Regions from separate parts of the Homo sapiens genome. Here all the other regions are linked to region 1. A link is a loop called in an ENCODE intact Hi-C map of the cell type or tissue named here. Cell type or tissue: gastrocnemius medialis. All regions are shown on one strand. Each heading gives the region's core, and the rest is flanking DNA. Links, peaks and the distances in the headings are about the cores only.

Region 1 (4,318 bases), core at 621-3,120:
TTCTCTTTTCAAGGCTTTGGTTTCCCTGGATCCATGAGAAGCAGCCCGTTCCTCTCCTCCCTCAGGAAGCTGCTTGCTGGCCATCATGAGGTGACTTGGTAAGAGCAGGCACGCGCATGAAGCAGCCGCGATTTTCTAATTCCATCCCCCCATGCATTTATTAGTTCTTTCCGCAGAAAGAATGAGCGTTCCTCATTCATTCATTCATTCATTCATTCATTCATTCATTCATGTCAGTGTAGACTTGTGAGTTATTTTGTACCCAGTGGGTCACAGCTGTCATGATTTTGTCGCCGTTTGACGCCAACATGGCCCCAGACGGGGCGTGGGAGTCACGGAAGCTGCTCCTCCGCTTCCCGTCGGTGGGCAGCCCCGTCTCTAAGCGCGTCCCGCCTGCTGGCTCAGCAGGACCGCACGGGCTCCCTGTGGGCTGACCCCTCATTTGCCGCTTTGCCCCCCGCTAAGCCCGGGTTCCTTATGGTAGTGATTGCATTTTTAACTTGCGCGTACCTCAAAGCGCTGAGCGGTTCCCAGGATGGAAAGAGGGCGACCGATGTAGCAGGAGCTGCGCGGAGGCACTGGCGCTCACTCCCCTCAGACCCGACTCCGCTTGCATTTCCTCCTTGCATTAAGGGCACGTTAAATGCCAGGCCAGCAACACCAGCAAAGAGGAGAAGTGTTTTGCTAAGAACATTGAGCTTGAATCCGATGACAGCTCTCAGTCTCATTACCAGTTACGGAAACACGGGACTGAAAACTCCTTCCTCGACGCCCCACGCATCTGCGCAGCCGAATCCAGGGAACTCTGTAGCCAAATAAATTGCAAGGAAAAAACAAGAAAATGGTGAGGGGGAACCCATAGATACAAAGAGACACGGACATATCAATCCATCGCAGCGTCTGGATCTGGTTCCTGTTTCAAACAGTTTAAAAATTTTATGAACCCACTGGAGACATGTAAGCGCTGACTGGGATATCCACATGATTTTAAAGTGCACCTGCTAAATAGTTTAGATGTGATGTGTTATTACTGTTCAGTTTAAAAAGAGACCTTATCTTTTAGAGAAAATTCTGAAATATTTATGGATGAAACAATACGAGGCCTGGGACTGATTCGGAGCCCCCCGCCGCGGGCACGGTGGCACGGGGAGTCCCACGAGCACTGCTGGGGGTCGCTGCAGCTGGGAGTGGCCCATGGGGGCGCTCACTTCCGTGTTCTTTCCTCTTTCGTACACGTTTGAAACTTCCCATAAGCAAAAGCATTAAGCCGGACCATACAGTGAATACACGCACACGCAAACACGACAGTTTCCGGGTGTGTATGGACCGCCGTGTCTGTGACGTGACCCACAGCAGAATGCATCTGAGGGAGGCTTGCTGTGGTTGCATACGCACATCGCAGATGAGAAATCTTACAAGGCCAAAAGCAAGCCAATTAAACTGGGTGGAGAGCGGGAGTCCGGTCAAGGACGCTGGTAGCAGAGTCTCAGGCTCGCTGGTGGCGCGCCTAGGTGATTGCCCACTCTGCTGAGTCCTTGAAAGGGAAACGGCAGCGTCTGCAGCAGTGCTGGGAGCACCTCCTCCCGTCTGCAGGGGACGGTGCCTTTCAGGGCACGGTTCTGCGCATGTGCTCAGCTGGCGCCAGCGAACGGCTTCCGGCTGCTCTTAGCGTGGAGTTCAAAATCCTTGACTTGGCCTCTCAGGTCATGCACCATCCGGCTCCCGCCTGTCTTGGAGCCTCGTTTCGTTATTCTCCCACGGGTCTGTTACCGCTCGGCTCCAGCCAGCGCCCTGGCAGCCTGGTTCTCCATCCGCCCCCACTCTGCGACTTTGAGTGGGATCTTCCATCTGTCTGGTGACTTCCAGTGTGACCTTCTTCCGCCACGAAAATGACCCGCCTGGGTTACCTGCCGCACGTGATGGTGCTCTTGCAGTTTGCCCTGTGGCATGATTAATTCGTGTAGCTGTTTGTTTAGTGGGCGTGTGTCCCAGGAGACTGCAACCTCAAAGAGGGCGGGCTGTGTTGGCCCTGGTTCACCACTGCAACCCAATCCCCACTTGAGGCTGAAGCAAGAAAACGTTCTCTATCCATGTGAGCTATAATTTGAGAACACACAGACACACACTCAGGACATTTCATCATGAAAGAAGCTTCATTCTCGTGTTCACTCTTACCAATGTCACTAGGAGTTTCGAACCATAACATGAAGCCAAACACAGGGATTATCTGAGCGGATGAACATAGTATTCTGTTTTTATTCTAATAACTGGCTGCCTAGATACAGCCCTGTATATGGTAAGAGTGCGTCTACTTGGTATCCAGCAAACAAAGTGTTATGCATTAGTAATTCCTCAGTCCATGCATTTTACAGAAAAGGCAGAGGGAAGGTAAATCGTTTCCTGAGGAACAGCTGAATGTCTAGAAACGTCAAGATGAAGAGTAGAATTTTGCATGCAAGGACACGCGCCATGAGCACCAGGCCTCACACGCAGGAGGCACACAGTACGTCTGTGTTGAATGTAGTATCTTCCACTACAAGGATAAGGAAACAAAAAGTACTTAGAAACTTTACACATTTGTCATTTGGAAACAATTCAGAGATAAGTTTTTAAGATGATATGTATTAGTGCAGAGTACTAGAATTTTTCCGGAACAACTTTCATTACATTTATTTGCTCAAACAAGTGACTATTTCCATTTTGGAGAAGCCCAACTGAGCTAAATCACTTTGCCACTGAGGAGGGCTGGGGAGGTGGCAGGGGTGCCATCAAGGTGTCGTCTGGCTAACACACATTCTTTCTATTTTTCTTGTTTCTTATGGAAACATTCATGGCTCCACGCCTGGCATTTGCTGAATCCATCTTCTAGAGATTACGATTTTAATAGAATCCGGAGTGAGGTACCTGAGGAAGGCAGAATGAAGCAGCATTTTAAAATGTATTGCAACATGAGCATCAGAACCTTTTGTTTTTTTTAAAGCACAGAAAAGAAAAATGACAAGACTCATGTCATTAATTACGTTCTCAAAGAAAATAAGGTCAGTGTAAGAGGAAATCATCTAAAATTGCAGGACAGGGCATTCTCGTTGGATCGAGGCATGAAGAAAACTTCAAGGCTGTCAGTGGTTTATCGAGGAAGTGGTAGAATCTTCCTCGGATACGATTTTTAGAAGACAAGCCAACCTTCCATGGCAAGAGGTGCAGACGTGTGCCTCAGCTGCCAAGGGCCTCCCAGGCTGTTTCCTGTGCACCAACTTCCTCTGCTTCCTCGGTGTCTAAACCCATGGTCAAAGCACCATTCACGAAAAGCATGTTACTGTTTTAAGTTAATTTGAACTTTAAAATTATTGAACCATAAGGAAAAATATCTCTGCTTTGTGGTCCTGGATATTTTACAAGAACCTTGATTCCTTTAGTGAATCTTAATTCACAGCTCAGTGCTGGGATATTCAACAAATAAAATCACTTTTCAGAGACAGGATCAGAATCTGCTACTTCCTGCTCCTCAGCCTGCCTTGCCAAACCCCCAAGTGGCACCCTGGTGTAGACATTATGGACCTCAACAGCAGTACTTTAGCCTGATGCCTAGAACCTCTTACACTTTTATGGAAGTGGCCTAAGAGTGTTTGTGACGGGATTCGTGGTGTCTCCAACTTTCTCTCTTGCGCTGTCCCACCCTGACCTGTGGGGGGAGAGAGGAAGGAAGGAAGAAGGGGGGAAGGGCGTCTGGTGTCAGACGCTTACAATAGGAATTGCTCACCTGCAGAAGGGCAAGTATTGTTTCTTCTAGAATTAGTATGAATTGGATTTTGTGAATTTCAGCTCTTTCTTAGAAGCTTAGAAAAAAATTTGGTATAAACATTTGAAATAAAAAAATGCAATAAGCAACAGAGTTAGATCTTGTCTCTACAAAAAAATTTTAAAAGAATTAGCTGAGTGTGCTGGTGGCACCTGTGGTCCCAACTACTCAGGAGGCTGAGGCAGGAGGACGGCTTGAGCCCAGGAGGCCGAGGCTTCAGTGAGCTGTGATTGCGCCACTGCACTCCAGCCTGGGGGACAGAGCAAGACTTCATCTTAAAAAAAAAAAAAAAAGCAATATTAAAAAGGTGTATTGAAAAGGGAAAAACACTCTAAATTTGAGAGTTTTAGTTAAAATGAAAAAGCAACAGTTAGGACCATTTCTGATCCTCAAAGTCAATACTTTTGAAACAGGAGAGGGAAGGGAGGTGGGGGAGCCCTGGAGCTGCTCCCAACGAGTGGGGCAGGGGCCTCAGACGCAGGCTCTAGAGCCCAGGCTGGACCTGGCAGAGGACAGTTC
Region 2 (4,318 bases), core at 667-3,166, 230 kb after region 1:
AGGGGCCCTCAGGGAGGTTCCAGCCAGGAGGGGACAAGCTGTTGACTTCCCGCCCGGAGGTCACAGTGCAGGAAGGGGTTCGACCCATTTGGGGGACAGAGGTCACAGTTCGGAGAGGACAGAGGCTAAATTTTCATTGTCAAGAATGGCGAGCTCCAAGGGCGGGTCCAGGGGTCCGAGGTGGGTCCCCAGGCTGGGTGCAAACTGAGGAAATAGCTCAGGGTTGAGGAAGAAGCTCCAGGGGTCAGCAGAGCCAGTGGGGACCCAGGCAGGGCTGGAATGGTCAGTGCTCCCGTCAACCCAGTGAAAGGGCCTCACGGTGCCCAAGGCCAAGCAGAAGCCTCAGTGGGCGCCCCCCACCCTGACACATCGGGCCCCATCTGGAGACTCGATCGTGACAGTGGACATGCTGTTGGCATCTGGTGGGCAGAGGCCAGGGATGCGTGGAACACATGCTGTGCTCAAGACCCCCTGAAATGAAGGGTTATCCAGCCCAGAGCGTCCACTGTGCCAACGCGGAGAAACCCCGGCCTGCATCAGCGCAGGCTTGGCCTACAGAGTGATGGTCTCTCGCTGCTAATTCTTGGTGACACCCTCTGTGGCTGTAGCACTGCCCTCTGAGCTCCTAGTACCTGCTCCTGTCTCCCTGGAGGGTCCGTGTGTTGCTCTGGGAGCGTGGCCACAGTCGCACCATCCATGCAGTTCAGCTGCGCCTCTGCTGTGTGTTCCTGTGTTGGGCCTGAATTTGAAGTTTGGAGGCAGTGTCTTCTGCTGACCATGTTCCTGGGAGAAGGCCTCTGGTCCCGCCTGGGGGTCACTGCCTCCTGTGATGGTTGAGATGCAACTTGAGGCTGTGATTGGTGGCTCTTAAGGAATTCTCAAGGGCAGTTTTGACTCTATGAGATTATTACCTGCGATTATTTTATACCTAACCCCCTAGTAAACATGGATTCTGAAGGAGTCGAGCATTTATTCGGTACCAGGTTACAGCTGGATGCCTTGATGGGTGCTTGCAGGGTGTGTGGGAAACGGACATGAGGTCTGCTCCCTCCCGGACATAGACTCCAGCAGGGCCCCATGGGCCACCCTGTGCTAAAGCAGAAATTATGCCTCAGGAAGGAGAGACTTGAGGAGGGGCGGCGAGGCAGTGCCGGGGCAGGCGGTCATGGGCAGGTGTGTTCAGCAGCCTGGAGGGTGCAGGCAGGAGGGATGGGTTTTCTGGAGGAAACGAGGCCTCGGGACTCATCCTCTGCTTTGCTGAGCCTCTCCCTCATGCATCAGATCTAATGCCAGGGCCTGGCTTCCTCAGCCCTTGAGTTTCTGCGATGGCTTCTCAGAACCAAATGTGGCCATTTGTGCCATACACATGCGTGTGCCTCCAGCTCCATCTGTGACGGCCGCGGCGAAGAGGGGAGCTGTTTGACGACCTTTCTGCCATTTTCATGAGAGTCCTGCTTGCAGGACCAAAACACACAGGAAATGTGACCCGACATGCTTGGGAACACATTGGCCTCATCTGGAGGAACTGGCTGGAGCGGAGGGACAGCATCTGCTTGGAAAGGCTGGGCTTCACAGATGTCCAACAAAAACTGGGGGACGGCGGGACCCTTACAGCCCAAAGAACCCTGAGGAGCAGCCCCCTTTCGCACGTGGAGGGGCCGGGGGCTTGCAGAGTGTGACGCGTGGTGTTGGTGAGGAGGCACGTGCTGTGCAGCCGTGGCCCAGGGCAGGGCGAGGCTGACGCGGGAACCAGGGAGACTGGGATTGGTGATGTCTCTGCAGCTGGATCGTCGAGGACCCGGCTATTGCTCTGTGTTAAGCGGCCTCCTGGGGGCACGGCTGCGTGTTTTAGCTTAAGTGCACAAGGGTTCACTGGACAGCTCAGTAGGCTGGGCTCTGCGGGGACGTGGCCACCATGTTCACCGTGGGAGGTCCTGCTCCTCACCCGACGGATGCCTCTGGCACCAAACCCTCCCACCAGCCAGGCCTGCCGCGCAAAGCCTCCCAGGCAGGAGCTGAGTTAGGTTTTCAGCCAGGGCCCAGAGGCCCTGAAAAGCCCGGGCAGTTACGAAACAGCATTTACGTAAAGGATTGATTCAATTACACAGGGCAGGAAGCATCAGCCAAGTGGGTGAAACCCAAAATTCCACCCCGTCGAGAGGCTCCCTGAGCCTGGGCTGACCAAGAGCCACGAGCTCAGATGGAGCAGGTTCTGTGTCCAAATGTGGAGCCCAGCCAAGCTCCTGCACGCCTGAGGCTTTCCAGATGGGCAAGCACAGTCACAGTGCCGTGGTCTTGAGCAGCTGCAGGAGATCCGAGTGGCTTCCCCTCAGGATCCAGAGCCGCCCTCCCCAGCCTTCCTGATGCAGGGAAGAGAAGGCAAGGAGCTTCTGGGAACTCGCCTGACCCGGGTGCTCTGCTCGGACATCCAGGAAAATGCAACGTGGAACTGCTGGTTCCCGGGCACCCTAGCATCCACAGAGGACCCCGTAGAACTGGATGCCACCTGCCGACAGAACACGCTCTCATCCAGCAAACACCGAGCCCCACTGACGGGAAAGAATGAGTCAAAAGAAAGAAAGAAAGAAAGAAACACAAAACCACTGAGGGAATTCCTGGGAAGCAGAGCCAGACCAAGCCTGTCTATGGGGGTCCCCGGAAGGTCACCACCTCTCTGGTGATGACGAGGAGTGAGGATAAGCGCGACCCCATTGCCCACCTCAACCTGCATCTGGGTCTAGAAATCAAGGAGGAGGAACATGGTGTGGAGGGAGGCGCTGCTGCTGTTGAAGAGTTTTCAGTTTGGTGGGGATGAAATTGCATTCTGAGAACGAGGCCATGGACGGATTCCGCGTTCATTTTATGGAGAAATAAGCCAGTTAAAATCACTGTGATAGGTGTCATTTGTTAAGCACTTTAGAGGTACTAGATACTGGGTTAATCTCTTTACACACATCACCCTCTTCCAGCTTGCGATGACTCAATAAAGTAGGTGGTTTTATTGTCCCCATTTCACAGAGAAGAAAACGGAGACTCACAGATGTACAGGAACCTGTTTGAGCAACTCGGCCACTCTGATGCCCAAATCTCAGGAGCTCCGGGCCAGGCCACCTAGCTTGGGACTGCAGGCTTCCAGTCATCCCCAGTGCTCAGGGGACCCTCCACCCTGAGCTGAGCCTGGCCAGATGTGGGATTCCCGAAGATGTAAACAGCCTCTTCCTGGTGGTCACGCAGTCGGCCGCAGCCCTGGTTGAGTCACACGGGCAGAGCTGGAACATCACAGTCTCTTCCTCTTTTTGGAAGGAGGAGGGAGGCTGTGGCAGTGTCTCAGGGCCTGCTCTGCTCCTTCCCAAGTGTGAGCACAGAGAGCCCACACTGGCCCCCAGGACCTGCCCCCACCGTGCTCCCCGAGGACACCGAAGGTCCACCACCGGGACCAGTCCCCAGAGTCTTTGGTTGTAATTCGTCTTTATCACCTTAAGGGGCCTCAGTGGGGCTACTGCAATCCGTGGGTACTCATGGCCAATGTGCGGCCCCCATCTCCACTTCTGTGATGCAGCTCTTCTGGGAGCACAAGCTCCCTGAGCTTCCTCCTCACCCTAGGCTCTTTCTAGAAGCCCTGGCAGAGCCCTGGTATTAAATGTACACCTGTAAGAGAAAGACCAGAAGCCCGAGCTCTGTCTTAAACCTTTGCTCAGCTTTACAGCCCAGCCAAACTCAGACTGTTAATGAAGAAATCAGGTCAAAATTTTAATTGCATAAACTTACTGCCTTACGGGTCACATTGCTGGCAGTTTCTTTGGGAAAGGATTGAAATCATGCCTGTCCTTGGGCAGGACACGCAGAGCCTGTTCTCAAAGATGGCCGGAATGTTAGAGCGGAAAGGACAGTTCTTATCTACTGTCTTAGTCTGTTCCTGCTGCTATAACAAAATATCTGAGCCTGGGTAATTTATAAAGAACCAGAAGCTATTTCCTAGTGTTCTGGAGATGGGGAAGTCCAAGGTGGCGGCACTGGTGTCTGGTGAGGGCCTTCTTGCTAGGTGCTCAGTTACACGCTCCCTTCAACCTCCAGTCCTTCTGTGAGGGCACTGATCCCAGTCATGAGGGTGGGGCCTCCCAAAGCCACACCTTTTAATATTGTTGCTTTGGAGATTAAGTTTCAACCTGAATTTCAGAAGGGCCGTCATCATTCAAATCACAGCAGCTACCAAACTGGCAAAGCTTTTCCTTTAGGAAAAATATTCCCATGGTTAGCAAAGACGTGGGCGGGCCTCTCCATCTGCTTCGGCTGGGATTGGAGCCCCCCTCTCTAGGAT
Region 3 (4,318 bases), core at 777-3,276, 240 kb after region 1:
CTCTGGGTGCCAGGCCAGAAAAGCCAAGAGACGTTGATCTAGGATTGCCTTCTTCTTTTGCTGTCCTGGGATTAAGGCACCAGAGAGCAGACCCTGGTCACAAAGCATCACAAAGACCAAGGTAACAACTCAGCCAAACTCCACCTGCCTCTGCCACTTGATGCCACCGGAGATTCTGTGTCACTTCGAGTTCCTGACTTTGCAGTGCTGGGAGTCTGGAGTTGGCCAGACAGCACCACACACATTTCTTCATTTTGCTGGCTTGCCAGCCGTGCTCAGGGTGCTTTCCCACTAGACCAGCAGGGATGACAAAGGTCCCACTGAGACAGAGAAGCCCACAGGTCCAAAGTCCTCAGAAGCAGCCGCAGTACCAGGCAGACCTGAAAGAAACGCTTCGAGGACCAGGAAGAAGTGATGGAGGAGAGAGGGAATGTGGGCTCTGTGGAACGGGGGTCTCCCATGTGTAGGTTCCCTGGAGCACAGGTCCTGGAACTTGGGGCTCCGTGGACACAGCTTCATGGATGCAGGTGCTGTGAACACAGGCTCTGTGGAACATAGGCCTCCCATGTGCAGGCTCCCTGGAGCACAGGTCCCTGAAACATGGGGCTCCGTGGACACAGCTTCGTGGATGCAGGTGCCATGAACACAGGCTCTGTGGAATGTGGGCCTCCCATTTGCTGGCTCCCTGAAGCCCAGGTCCCTGAAACGTGAGGATCCGTGGACACAGCTTCATGGATGCAGGTGCCGTGAGCACAGGCTCTGTGGAACGTGGGTCTCCAATTTGCCGGCTCCCTGGAGCATAGGTCCCTGAAACATGGGGATCCGTGGACACAGCTTCATGGATGCAGGTACTGTGAGCACAGGCTCTGTGGAATGTGAACCAGCCCTCTCACTTAGCCACAGTGGCCACCTTTCAGCTGGGGACATGCATCTGGCAGTAGGCTCTGGCATCCAAGTTTGGCTGTGTTTAGTTAGGACCACAGATATTTTCTCTTACCTGGTGTGAGCCAGGGCCACAGCTCAAGGGCTCCTGCACAAAGGGCTGGTTAGTGGTGTGCAGATCCGAGCTCAGGGACCCTCCTTTCCCAGTACAGTCTGGGTGTGCACCTCCAGGCGGCTTCCTTATCCTGAAATGAAGGCAGTGCTGCCAATTCATCATCACTGTGGCTATTTTGAGCTACTTGTTTTCTTGCAAAATAATGGTCAGTGTTTTCTGAGCCTGTTACATGCCAGGCATAGTGATAACAACTTTACACCTGATGTGTCACAGCCCCTGGTGGGCACATTCACTTGTACCTCCTTTGGGTAACTGGCCAGTGGAGATCCAGGCTCTCTCACAGGTCATAGGTCTGGGCCACATCAATGCTGTCTCCCCATCTATTCTTACCTGTGTGAAAGACGGCCCACCTGCCTCAAAACTGACTGTTCAGCCACTGACGCAGGCAGTGCTGTTAGGGCCACACAGTGTTCAAACTTAGACACTGCCATTTGGGATGAGGCACTGTGGAGACCGCCTCCTGTGTGGCGTTGCAGGGAGAAGGGAGCAGCCCCGTGTGGAGGGTCCTTCACACCCCAGCTCTGCCCTCATTGTAAATACTTCTCTGCAGGGACAAGTCTGTCCTGCACCGAGGGACACAAAAGCCTCTTCCACCTCAGCCTTTAGTCTAGTGGATCCGTACCAGACAGGTATGAGGTTATGCAGGGCTGCAGCAATTCTTCAGTGGCTGGGCTGTTGAGACTCTGAAGATGTGATCTGGGGCGAGGGGGACCGTGCCTGAATGTAAACGCCGGAGAAAACGGTGGCCTTTGATTCCTGACATGTGGATGCTGTGGCTGCAGTCCCTGATAGCGCCTGTCCTCACTTGAGGACAGCCAGTATCTCAGCCAGTGGGACCCTGTGTTCCAACTAGACTGCTGGCATTTTTCTGGATCTTGTTACTCTGGGACACCCGTTTAAAGAGGTGGCTGATATGACAAATGTGTTAATAACGGACGTCAGATTGTTCTGCCATCCCTGCACCAAGGACACACAAACAGCCATCTCCCTCTACAGGGAGCATTCGGCTAGACCACAAGTCTCTGAGGCCGGCTCAGAGTGGGGGTCGTTCGTTTCTGTTCCTCCAGCCAACAGGCTACCTGCCTGTGGCCAACTGAGCCGAACCGAGCCAAATCTTTTATGGATTTTGAGTAAATTTTCTTCTTGGGAAGAAATGGGTATGACTTTGAGTCATACCACGTGACGTCTAAAATTCGCAGATTATGAAAAGGGGATTTTTTTATCACAATATTTTGGCTGATTATAAAATCAAAGTAATGTAGCACTAACAAGAGAAACCGTGGCTGCGATTGCGCTCCTGAAGTTATAAATACAGAGTAAACACATCCTCTGAAAAGGAGTTTGGAAGAAGGAGACTCCAGTGCACAGTTTGCAAACCGGGAAGATGCAGCCTTTGGTGTAAACAAATGTACCTGGAGAACAAAGGGAACGTTCCGGTTTTATAGCAAAAGCTCCCACCCAGGTCTCAGTCAGGTCTGTGTATCCAAATGAAGGATTCAAACTTGCTTAGTTCTGATTGGTCAAGGCAGCTGAGTTCTGATTAGTTGATAACAGTCGGGTCTTGATTTGGCCAAAGCCAGTGAGCTCCGATTGGTTGGATTGGGTGAGCTCTGATTGGTTGGATCAGGTGAGCTCTGATTGGTTGGTTCAGGTGAGCCCAGAAAGTATCCCAGGTGCAAGGGTGCGGTTTTGGGGGGACTCTGTGTTTGTATGACCTATAGACAGCAAACGGCCGCTGGGCTCTATTTTAGCCACTCAGGATCCACCTTGAAGGACTGGCTCTTTCAGCTTCACCACTGTTCCCAGGAGTGGCCGTCTCTCATCCGGCGATACCTGGTCTTACACTGGGCTGAGAATCGCATTCACGCTTATTCTTATACTTTACGGTCTAAAATGCTTTGCTGTTAGCTCTTAGGTTTAAATCCCAGTCCTACTTATTAAACATGGAATTTGAGTAAGTAATTTACCTTTTTCAAGCCTCAATGTTCTTGTCTGAATAAAAAGGAAATGATAACACATCTGTCACTCGGGGCTGTTGGGAAGACATCCTGAAATCATTACTATGGCCACACTCTTGCATCCATTAGCTTCTAGTGTTTTGTGAACCAATTATATTCAAATCAAATTCTCCAGTGTGACTCAACAATCGCCATGTCCTATTCCATGTTTAGAAACATGACCTTTCCCTTCTGAATCTGCAAGGGAAACGGGGCTGTTTCCAGACAGTAACTGACCTTGAGCAGGGGCTGAAAACTGGCCCAGGGTCACACCTGTCCTGCCACAAGTCTGTAAGTGTATTAATCTGTTCTTGCACTCTTTATAAATGTCTAGAGGCTGGGTAATTTATAAAGAGAAGGGATTTCGTTGGCTCATGGTTCTGCAGGCTGTACAGGAAACATGGCCGGGGAGGTCTCAGGAAACTTACAGGCATGGCAGAAGGCAGAAGGCAACGGGGAAGCAGGCATGTCTCACATGCCCAGAGGAGGAGGATTAGAGATGATGGGGTAGGGGTGGTGGAGGTGCCACACACTTTTATAAACAATTAAATCTCACAAGCCCTCATTCACCATCACGAGAGCAGCACAGGAGAGAAATCCGCCCAATAATCCAATCACCTCCCACCAGACCCCACCTGCAACACTGGGGCTTACCATTTGACGTGAGATGTGGGTGGCTCAGAGCTGGGGTGCTTCGTTATCATCTTGCCAGCCAAGATGCTGCCCACCTATGGCAAACTGGGCTGAACTGAGCCAAATCAAGTAAAGTTTATTAGAATATAGCCCTGCTCTTCTGATCACAAACTGTCCCGGGTGGTTTTCATGTCACAGTGGCAGAGTGGAGTAGTGTGGCCGGCAAGGCCTGAAGTATTCACTTTCTGGGCTGTTACAGGAAAAGTTTGAGGGCTCCTGGCGCAGAGAAATGCTTCTCACACCTTCCTGGGCACAGGATTTACCTTGAGCCTGGCTGGAATGATGGTTTTGATTCCTGTACCTGCAGTGGGACCTGAGATCCTGTGTTACAAAAGGCCCCACATGCACGGGTGAAATTTTTGGTAGGAGAATGACAGACCCCTCTGCACCTGGCCAACGACGCTAGGGACAGCTAGCAGGAAAGTGGACCCCCCTGCCTACTGGGTCTGCACAGACCCCATCAGTAAAACACCTTCGTTCATTTTAAATTTCACTGGTGGCAAGAGAGGAGGCTCTGGGCTGATTAATCAGAGCAAAGAAAGAAACTTGTAGCCTTTGCTATTGTGCACAA

What was found. Hi-C counts contacts between places; a loop is a spot of excess contacts. Peaks named below come from ENCODE experiments on the same cell type or tissue, not always from the same donor. Only the 100,000 strongest peaks of a DNase experiment are listed, where the experiment ranks them.
Region 2: a loop joins it to region 1, with 11 times the contacts of the local background. A loop is called at or near these places in 18 of 110 quality-filtered maps.
Region 3: it touches region 1 in a loop (9-fold over the local background); 18 of 110 quality-filtered maps call a loop at or near these places.

Annotation. Positions count from the first base shown.
Region 1 is chr6:170,277,795-170,282,112 of GRCh38, reverse strand. LINC01624 (long intergenic non-protein coding RNA 1624) reads right to left here. Exons shown (of 2, transcript NR_104177.1): 2 at 2,644-2,904. Among named protein-coding and RNA genes, the nearest start is that of LINC01624, 7.5 kb to the right of the region's middle. In gastrocnemius medialis, for the core only: a CTCF peak has its summit at 1,567; DNase peaks (open chromatin) are centred at 1,642 and 1,982; H3K4me3 peaks cover 1,325 bases; H3K27ac peaks cover 1,672 bases.
Region 2 is chr6:170,047,726-170,052,043 of GRCh38, reverse strand. No RefSeq gene overlaps it. Among named protein-coding and RNA genes, the nearest start is that of LINC01624, 220 kb to the left of the region's middle. In gastrocnemius medialis, for the core only: no CTCF peak of the experiment used is centred there; DNase peaks (open chromatin) are centred at 2,183 and 3,163; H3K27ac peaks cover 1,457 bases.
Region 3 is chr6:170,041,254-170,045,571 of GRCh38, reverse strand. No RefSeq gene overlaps it. Among named protein-coding and RNA genes, the nearest start is that of LINC01624, 230 kb to the left of the region's middle. In gastrocnemius medialis, for the core only: a CTCF peak has its summit at 2,076; DNase peaks (open chromatin) are centred at 1,261 and 1,921; H3K27ac peaks cover 2,384 bases.